Linked DNA regions of Mus musculus: region 1 is linked to region 2. A link is a loop called in an ENCODE intact Hi-C map of the cell type or tissue named here. Cell type or tissue: heart. All regions are shown on one strand. Region 1 has its middle 63 kb from the start of Gm39837. Region 2 overlaps Tbr1 (T-box brain transcription factor 1).

Region 1 (5,000 bases), 150 kb after region 2:
GGCCTGAATAGAGGTTACCCCAGAATGTTTGTTATAGAGCTGCAGATGATCTGGAGGAAGAGGAGTAGGGTAGATCTTTAGTCTGCCTACTTGCTTCCCTGGCAAGAGTGGCCTGATGGGTACCAGAGAGTGCCTTGTTGGAGTTGGTGGCTGAGGTCAAGCAATGAGTCAGGATGGGAGGAGGTAGTTTAGGAGAGGAAGTCTGTGGGATTCACCGTAGATATGGGCAATGACAAGAGGAGGAAGCTGTAACAAGTGTTCTGTTGCAGAACTAGGGGTAAGACTGGAAGATTGGATTTTGATCAAAAGAGAAGAGGGAGCGGTGAAGGTCTTCAGTTAGCTTGCCTGTTTTCCTGGCCTGCTCATCTGGTATGTTTTTAGGGAATGCTTAATGGTGTTGGAGGCTAGAATAATGGAATGCATTGGGAGAAGGAAGATTTGGAGATCTTCCTGATCCATTGGGGGTGTGGTCAGAGAGGAAAGGGAGCCCACAACATGTGTTCTACAGCAGAGCTGTCGATGGATGTGGGGATTGGATCTGGAGAGGCAGAAGGAAAAGTGAAAATCTGTAGTCAGCCTGCCTGCTTCCCGTCAGGATTGTGAACTTTTTTTTTTTTTTTCTTCAGGAAAATGATACGTTAGGCATGAGACATTTAAATTATTTATTTAGTTGTCTGTTTGTTTTCTTTTAAAGACAGGGTCTCATTGTAATTACCTAGTTTGTCTGGAACTTGCTTTGTAATCCAGGTTGGCCTTTAGCTCACAAAAATCCTCCTGCCTTGGCCTAGAGTATTTGGGCTTAAAGATGTGTAACAATGCCTGGCTACATTTAAACATTTTAAAGAATCTTGAACTCTTTGAAATATGTATGTTTAAAATATTTTTAAGTTTTCACTTGCTACTACAAACCTTTCCTCCCCAATTTTATCTGATTAGTGTTTTGAATATGGTTTTTTTTTTTTTTTTTTTTTTTTTTTTTGAGACAGGGTTTCTCTTTATAGCCCTGGCTGTCCTGGAACTCACTTTGTAGACCAGGCTGGCCTCAAACTCAGAAATTCGCCTGCCTCTGCCTCCTAAGTGCTGGGATTAAAGGTGTGTGCCACCACACCTGGCTTGAATATGCTATTTTAAAGTATCATTCTCATGTTGTATAATTTTAGTGGTTTCTTTTATCTTTTATTTGTATGTTAATATTTATTGACCTTACGTTTTTCATTTCTGTGTTTTTCCAAAAGTTCCTTTAGTCAGTACACCTTATGTAGACTTCTTTCCCCACTTCTTTTGGTTGTCTAAAAACCACATTGCTTTAGCTTATTTGTGCACCTTGGCCCATCTACATGTGATGCTCTCTACTCTTAGGTTTAAGGGAATTCCTTATTCCTATAGTAGGGAGAAAAAAATTTCCTACCCAACGTCATGATTTTGTATTAAATTTTATGTGTGTCTAGGAAATGGAGTCTGACTTGTGAACATTGAGGAAAATTTCATAGTATCTTAAGAGTCTAGGTACTGGGTATAGGAAGTATGCCTTCCTTTCCCTTTCAAATGCTTAGTTTGAACCTCTCTGGCACTGGCATTCTGTACAGTTTCATCTCAGCTTGAAACAATGAATGTAGTGTATCTGATCGTAAGCAGTTGATCCCCAGACATGTTTATTGATGGCACTATCAAGGAAAACAGCATACTGACATACAATACAAAGAAACTTGGCAGACTTTATAGTGGCAATTCAATTTTGGCATTTATATTGGTAAAAACAGATTATGAGGCTTAGTGTAGCTCAAACCTTATTTAAGCTCACAAATGTCTGATTTGATCAGTTGGTATTGCAGTGAGAGCAACACCTCTATCTCTAGGAATTCCTCTATGCAGTTTATACTAATGCTGGAGTCTGTGCTTTACTGTGAGTTTGTATTATGCAATTGAATCTTTCTTTTTCTTCCCAGATTGACCCCATTCAAAAGATTCTATTGAGTCACCGTGCCCTGCAGTACAGTTTAAAAAATTTTAAATGAACAGTGACACTTAGTGGCTAGAAATATTCATTGCAGTTCTTTTTCTGTACGATTCTTTATTAATGTGCCCCATGGTAATAAAGCAAATGATACCAAAACTTAAGACTTCTTGGCAAAGTAATATATAGTATTTGAAGTGTTGTTGGTTTTGCAGCAGCTGTCATTCCATACCAATCCATTTAGTTAAAAAGCAAACAGGTGGCCCACACATATTGTTTTTACTACATAAATTTTAAAATCGTCTTCACTCTTATTGAAATAAGAGAGGCATTTCTGCTGTTGGTTTTAGCTTACAAAAAGACTATGTAGCAGTACAATGAAGGCATTGTTAAGAGTACTGTTCAAAGTGCGTTCTTTCAAGCAGGAGTCTATTTTTCTAAATATGAACAAGCACTTTAAATTAAATAAGTAACATATGTTTATACCTATGATACTAAAGAAAAAGCCAGATCTGTGATTCCAGTGTCCCCAGTCAACCCTTTTGTTCTGCTTTGGTATTATGGCACACAGAATTAATTATAGTGAGATTTTGAAATGTTTAAAATCAAGAGTTTATTCCTTTAAGGTTAAAATTTCCCTCGGTTTATGTTTATCGATTTAATTTTGAACTTTAGGGAAGGTTTAGGGCTAGTAATTATGTTTTATTTATCCATAAAATAAATCATGTTATCTTGCATGAGGTTAATGTGTTTTTAAAGTCTCTTGAAGCACTGTGATTGGAAAGCAATTTAAATATAGCCTTCTGCTAGTTTCATATACAACAGAGAGATTAGTAGAAGAGATCTGATTAGAGAATGTGACAAAATACAGCAAGACAGTTACAGAAATAAATGTAAGCCATGTTGTTTGACTTTACATATAAAACAAATATAATGGATTTTCTGACAGAACTTAACTATGGGGTAGGAAGGAGAGGCAATAAAATAGTCTTTTACAGTGTTGGGACCTTTCACTGTCTCTCTCAGTATTGGAGAATGAATTCAGGAACTCATATTTGGTATACATATGCTGGATTACTGACCTGCCCTATTGTTCCACCTTCCTCTTGCTTTTTTTGAAATATGATATTCTTATATAACCCAGGCTTATCTTGAACTTTAAGTCTTCCTGCTTAGCCTATGAGAGTGAGGAGTTTAGACATGTACTATCTTTGGAGTCTCTTTTAACTTAGCCTAATGTCTTAGAAATTGTCTTTATATAATACTCTAATTAGAAAATGAAAAAAAAAGCTTATAGAAGCATATTCGAATACCTCAATGTAAACCATGTATCCCCTCAAAGTTTCCAAAAACAATTAAAATTTCATTTATCGTTATTGTTTGTGTATGGTGTGTGTATAACATATGTGTGGGTATGATCATGCCATGGCATGTGTATGGAAATGTGAGGACAACTTTCATGGTATTGGTTCTATGTTTACATGGGTTTTGATCAGTGAACTCAGGTCATCAGGCTTACGTGAGAAGTGCTTTTACCCTGGATGTGGATAATCTTGGTTGTCAACTTGGAGAGAGAACCTTAATTGAACAATTGCCTCTATTAGATTGGCCTGTGGACATGTATGGAGGACTTTTTGTTTTTTAATTGCAGACGGATGTACAAAGGCCCAGCCCCTCTGACCAGTACTATTCTTGGGCAAGTGAGCATGTGTTGTATCAGAAAAGCAGTCAAACCTCTGAGTGTGGTAGCAAGCCAGTAAGCAGTATTCTTTTATGTTTTCATCTCAAGTTTCTGACTCTAGGGTTCTACCTCAACTTTCATCCAGTGATTGACTATAACCTGTAAGGCAAGTGAATATGTTTGTCCCTAGTTGCTTTTGGTTATGCTGTTTCATCACAGCAACAGAGAAGCAAACTAAAACACACTTTGATACATTTTAGTGGCCATTATTGGTTTTTTAAAGATTCTTTCACACTTGAAAATGAACAGCACACTACTGAATAAAAAATGGGTCAAGACAGAAACTAAGAAAGAAATTTAAAAATTTTAGAATTGAGCACAGCGTACCCAAACCTATGGGACACAATGAAAGTATTTCTAAGAGGCAAATTCTTAGCATTTTTCTAAAAAACTAGAACAGCTGACAATTTTATTCTCACATTTTACAATATAAATGAAAGCCACACTTTTTTTGTATGTCATCTCCCTCTAAAGCTATTCTCTCTATTAAGAAGGGCAATGCCCTTCTATGCAGCTAGTAAACACCCAGGCTCAACACCAAGATATCCTAGTGAAACAGAACAAGAAATACCAAATGATAAAGAGCCCTTCTGTTCTTATCTGTCTGAGTCATGCCATGCCAAGTGGGCATGATCATAGGGCGGGCAGGAGGTCTCATCTTTGGAGGCATCATGGGCATGTGGCCTCCCATGAGTGGCCTCATTCCAGGAGCAGGTCCCACAGGCATCATCCAGGAGAAGGAGGGGCCAGCATTGGTATCATGGGACGACCTCCCATGTGGGATGCAGGCATCATGCCAGGAGGAGGGCCCAGGAGACTGGGGGGAAGTGGGAGCATGGCCCCTGTAAGAGGAGGAGGAGGAGGAGGAGCAGAGAATGGAGCTGGAGGGATCTTTCCTTGTTGAAATGCAGCTGTTGTTTTTTGTCAGTCAGGCTCTGGGCCTGCTCTTCCATCCATTTCTGGTAATAGTCTTTCACATTCTCTTTGTGTTTCCATCCACTGCATTGTGTCTTCTTCACAGACAGAGAATCATGGGTAAGATACATATACAATAAAATTTAGGCATGTTGTTCTACAGGTCTTGGCTACTCGGATCAAAGTTCATAGTATTAAGTGCCTATCTGCCCACAAATTGGGGATATCTCATATTAGTAACTTAATGTTATATTTATTATCCTGTCTCACCATTCCAACCTCAAGTTGTAATATGGAGCTATATTAATAAAAATAACATGATATTGGCATAAAAGCAAACATGTTGATAAGTGGAATTTATCAATGAAGACCAGACATAAGTCCATACAT
Region 2 (5,000 bases):
TGATCCTCCCTGTCTTTTTTCCACCCCCTTCTCCTTGCCCCACTCATCCTCTCCTTTCTCTTGGAATGAAACTCTTCAACTTTAGGAGACCTGGGCAATCCTGCCAGGCAGCAGCGATTCCGACCCGCCTTGTCTTGGCCTCCCTATTTAACCATAGGATGTTGACTCTAGAACCTGCACCCACCCAGCGCGTCCTTTCTTATACCCGAGTGGATGGATGGATGGATGGATGGATGGTAGGGATGTTAATACTTTTAGTGGAACAAAGCCTGTGAAATGATTGTATATAGTGTTAATTTATTGTAACGAATGGCTAGTTTTTATTCTCATTGTCAAGGCACAAAACCAGTTCACGCTTAACTTTTTATTCCTTTCCTTTCTTCTCCTTTTCTTTTTCTCCTCTCATTCTTTCTCTTCTCCCACACCCTTTGTTTTCTTGTGAGTTATTAAAGATATTCTAAGAGGCTCTGGAAACACGAAGCACTTCATAGTGGTGGCTTTCTCACTTCTCAGTTCGTTGCATGATGTAACCACTGTGTGCCCTGGTGCACACAATGTAGCTAAGGAGAATCCACCTGAACACCTGTAAAAGCTAGTTGTCTGTTCCTAGGCGAGTCGAGTAAGTGACACGATGCCTGCCAGGCGGACTTAACTGGAGTTCTATGTGTTTCTCCCTTCCTTCTAAATGGAATGGCCCCACATCAGCAATATTATTTTGCCTTATTTGTTTTTCCCCAAAGTGCCAAATCCATTACTGGTCTGTGCAGGTGCCAAATATGCTGATAAACTGTTTCTGACTATCTTTTCAGACCCCACTCCACCTTTATATGCTGTAAATCTTTGTAATGAGTAATCTACTAATGATATAGATGACTGAATTGTTGGTAACTATAGTGTAGTCTAGTGAAGATGAATTGTGTGAGTTGTATATTTTACTGCATTTTAGTTTGAAAAACGATTCCCCCACCACTTAGAGACAGCTGAAATTTGACTTTCTTGGGAAAACACTAGCATTATTGCAAGTAAGACTGATTCCCCCCAAGTCTTGTTATATTTGATAAGGAGCATTAATCCCCCTGGAAATAGATTAGTAGGATTTCTAATGTTGTGTAGCAAACTTATACTTTTTTTGTACTTTAAAATCAATGTGAAATATGCATCATACACAATATTCAATCTAGATTCCAGTCTATGGGGGGATTTGTCCTAATAGGAATTCAGGGTCTAAACGTGGGTATACTTTGGCTCTCCTGTAAATCAAATGTTGTGATTTTTTATATTTGTTTTGTTTTGTCTGTGAATTGAATAATTTATACAAGTACACACTCCACTGAGAATCGTTTTGTTTTCTGCTCGTTTGTATCGTCTGTGTATAACAAGTAAAATAAATCTGGTAAAATGCTAAATATGGTGTTGAGAGCAGTTTACAGTTTGCAAAGAATTATTATAGGTTATGGCTTTTAGGGGTTAAGCAAGACTAGCCCCTCTTCCTAGCTCTGGGCAGTCTGACAGTAGCCACTTCCTACACCCGCTCTTTTATAGTACCACCAGCTATTACTTTTTTCCTATTTATTTACAGTTAGTATAGTTCTCTTTGCTGCTGTATGCCTTTTCTAGGAAAATATATAAACTGTCTTTGTCCCAGCACTCATTCTCTCCGAAGCTGAAATGACAGGACAAGGAGGGTCTGCAGCTGAGCCAAGGATTTCTTTAAAGTTCACACAGTAATTTGTGAGGCATTAGGTTAGAGTAGGGTGCAATATAAGACAAGTCAAGAGACAAACTGTTGCCTGCAGATGCTGAAGATTTGGTTTTACCAAGAGGCCTTGGAGGTGACTGGCGAATCTTTATAAATGCAAACTTGGACGGGCCTTCCTCTCAGAGAGGGAGGTCTCAGGGCATTGTTCCGGGTGAGGTGGAGAAAGACCCACAGAACCAACACAGGGAAAGGTTGTTGTTAAAGAACCGAATTCAAAATTTGCTTTGGAGAGGGGCTGGGGATTGAGGGTGATGCCTGGAGTCACCTCGGTGTCTTCTGTAAGGGGATCCTCGCTTCAGTTGCAGTTTTACCCAGGTCAGGTCCCCACCCTTGAGAGCAAATGGCAATGAGGAATTTCATGAGAAAGTTTGCAAGTCTGTCTTTACCTCATAGAGGCGACTTCTGTACTTTTGTCTCCAAAGAGGGTGATTCCTGAAAGGGACAAGAAAATGGTTCAACCTTCTCCTTTAGTCTCAGTTGGCCTGGAGGTGACAGAATCAAACTCATCAGCACCCAGAGAGTGTCCCGTGTCACCTTTGTGGTGCAACAGATGTAACGAAGCTTCAAAATTGCAATTAAAATGACAAGTCGAGGGGGAGATTTCACCGATTTGCCTTCCCTGGACAATCCCGCCACTAGACGGCGTTCCATGGAGTCTCGTGTGCCATGGAGAGGGAAAAAAATGATGACTGATTTTTTTCCTTTGTTTTTCCTTTCCCCTCTCCTCACCTAAGAAGTAAAGACGACGGGGAAAAAAAGCACCAAACATGGTGTGTGTGTATATGAGTAGGGAGAGGAGTGAGCAGTGTACTCCCGTGACCGTGCACCCGCCCCGGGCTGTGCTCGGAGCCCGCCCGCCCGCTCGCCCGCTCGCCCGCCAGCCCGCTTGGCCTGGCCCAGCAGCAGCAGCACGTGCTGCCCCGGGCCGCGTGCAGGAGCGCGCGCTCGCGGGGGCGTCAGCGCTCCAGGGCGCGTGGCCGCGGGCTGGCCGAGCGCGCGCTCCGACCCCAGACCCGCTCGCGGGAGCGCGCCGTCCCCGAGCGAGCGCCCCCTCCAACCCCCCCCCCCCCCCCCGCCGCCGCCTCCCGGGCCCCGGGTCCAGGCGAGGAGCGAGGCCCGGAGTGGTGTCAAATGCGTAAGCGAAGCCCTTAGCTTCCGAGGAGCGATTTCACAGGAACGGAGCGCCTCGTGCAGCAAAACGCGCCTTAGCTGCTCTTAGCCAGCTTCAAAAACACTGGCGAGGTCGTTTCCCTCGCAGCTCCGCCATCTGCTGTGTGGACTGAGTCAGCGTGAGGGAAAGCTGCAGCCACGCGCTCCTCTCGGGGGCCGCGTGCTTTCCGGGCCCCCTGACGGCACCCAGGCTGGGTGGCTGCGGAGCGAGGGGACCGTGGCTGCGGACGGGCGACTGGGGCCCTGGGGGCGGCCCAGGGCACGCCCCGGGTACCGGGTGGCTTTACCCAAGTCCAGGCCCGCCCGGGGATGGCCGGCCCTCGCCGTCAACTCAGTCCCCTCACTTCCCAATGGCGTCTCCACGCAAGGGAAGAAGGCAGCAGAGAGGCGAGAGCGCGCTACTCGGGTCTGCCCTCGCCCGCTTTCCGCCCCTGGCCACCCGCGCCATCTTGCAGGCCTCCAGCCTCTTCGCCCCGGTGCTGGCCATCGAGGCTGCTGGGGTCCGGAGGCGCCGCCCGGAGGCAGAACCCGCCGGGCAGAGGCGGCGGAGGTGACCCCGAGGCCGCGCGATGAGGGCCTACCCAGAGCCCAGGCCTTAGGCCTAGGCCTAAGCGAGCTGCTCAGCCTAGGCCAGCAGGAGCAGGACGGTGGGCATGCGGGTGGAGAGCAAGCCTGGGGTTCTGCTGCAGGATCAGGCTGTCACCACCTCCGGCCTCAGCACTCAATTGCCTTCAACCTCCACCAGCATTTTCATTATGATTTTTTTTTTTTGATCTGCTGGAACTTAACCCGTTTATTTCACAAATCACATTGTTCCTGGTTTTTTGGTTTTTTTTTGTTTTTTGTTTTTTGTTTTTTTAAACAAATAATGGGAAGCAATTAGCAGGTAGGAACTTAGGGCAGATGGACAACGTGATGTCCTTAAATTCTGAAGTTATATTCTCTGACAAATCCAACTGTTAATGGTTCTTACTTCCCATGTGACTCACGTTTTGAGGGGTGATAGTATTTATTCTTTTAGCACCGCAGTTTTAAAGGCTCATTTAGATCCAGGTTAGAAACAAAGCTTTATTGAACGGAGGCCACATACATTCTTAAAGAGTGTAAAACTATACTGATAGTCCGACAATGCTTGTTCATAAATGATTTTATAAAAGCATTCAACTTGGTCTCAAGTGCAGCACGTTGCGTGCGTGTGTCTCAGTAGTCAGTCACAGGGATAGAAAAAAAAGAGTGGAACCTATGATCCTGTGTTAAAACAAACCTGATTAGATTCCCTTGAAAGAAACAGCAACAATAGATAAGCTTATGTATGAACTACACAACTTTGAGGCCAGTAACTCGATTCAGATTTTAAAATATTTAATTAAGTATGTTGGCAACTGTATGGCTAATTTTAATATTGAAATGAGTAATATTGTAGCCTAATATGAAATCAGGGTTTTTGTTTTTTGTTTTTTTTTTAAATGTAGCTGGGAACTTTTAAGTATTTCAAATCTTTGTAAATTACTAAAGTCATTGAAGTTAGATTTTCTTTTCCCAGATCAAGAAAATGAGAGTCTCTCTGAGAAGACTGGCAAACAGGCAAGAGTTTAGCTATTGTCTTATATACTTAGTTTAGATCAGTTGTTTTGAGAGTTGTATGTCATTTTGCTTTCCCTCTTTGGCTTATATATTAGGTTGTCACACTTAGAGAAATATAGTCACTTGAAAGAAAGCCCCTCTGCTTTCACAGTGAAGTAAACTTGATGCTGTACAAGTCATTGGTCTCATCTGAGCTGATTATTATGTGCCTTGCGTGTATTTTACACCCACAGTATGCTTTGCAGCGGTGTTCAAGGCATGGCGTGAAAAATTTGATTTGAATAGTTCCATTAATCCAATGTGGGGGAAAAACATGGCTTAATAGACTTTCTACTGATAGCTCCCCTTCTTACTATGCTAACTCTGAAGTAAATATAAAATCTAGTATTGGGAGTATGGCATTTAAAAGACACTTGCTGGTAATATTTAATTTAATAAATATCCTAACTGTGACATTATTAGTACAGTGCAGCTGAACCACAAGCTG

The links. Peaks named below come from ENCODE experiments on the same cell type or tissue, not always from the same donor. Only the 100,000 strongest peaks of a DNase experiment are listed, where the experiment ranks them.
Region 1: it touches region 2 in a loop (2.7-fold over the local background); 7 of 42 quality-filtered maps call a loop at or near these places.

The regions. Positions count from the first base shown.
Region 1 is chr2:61,965,930-61,970,929 of GRCm38, forward strand. It overlaps the pseudogene Gm13555. Among named protein-coding and RNA genes, the nearest start is that of Gm39837, 63 kb to the left of the region's middle. In heart, a CTCF peak has its summit at 2,035; no DNase peak of the experiment used is centred here.
Region 2 is chr2:61,812,709-61,817,708 of GRCm38, forward strand. Tbr1 (T-box brain transcription factor 1) reads left to right here. Exons shown (of 6, transcript NM_009322.3): 6 at 1-1,406. Among named protein-coding and RNA genes, the nearest start is that of Tbr1, 11 kb to the left of the region's middle. In heart, a CTCF peak has its summit at 2,398 (motif pointing right); no DNase peak of the experiment used is centred here; H3K4me3 peaks cover 1,455 bases; H3K27ac peaks cover 1,176 bases; H3K27me3 peaks cover 2,630 bases.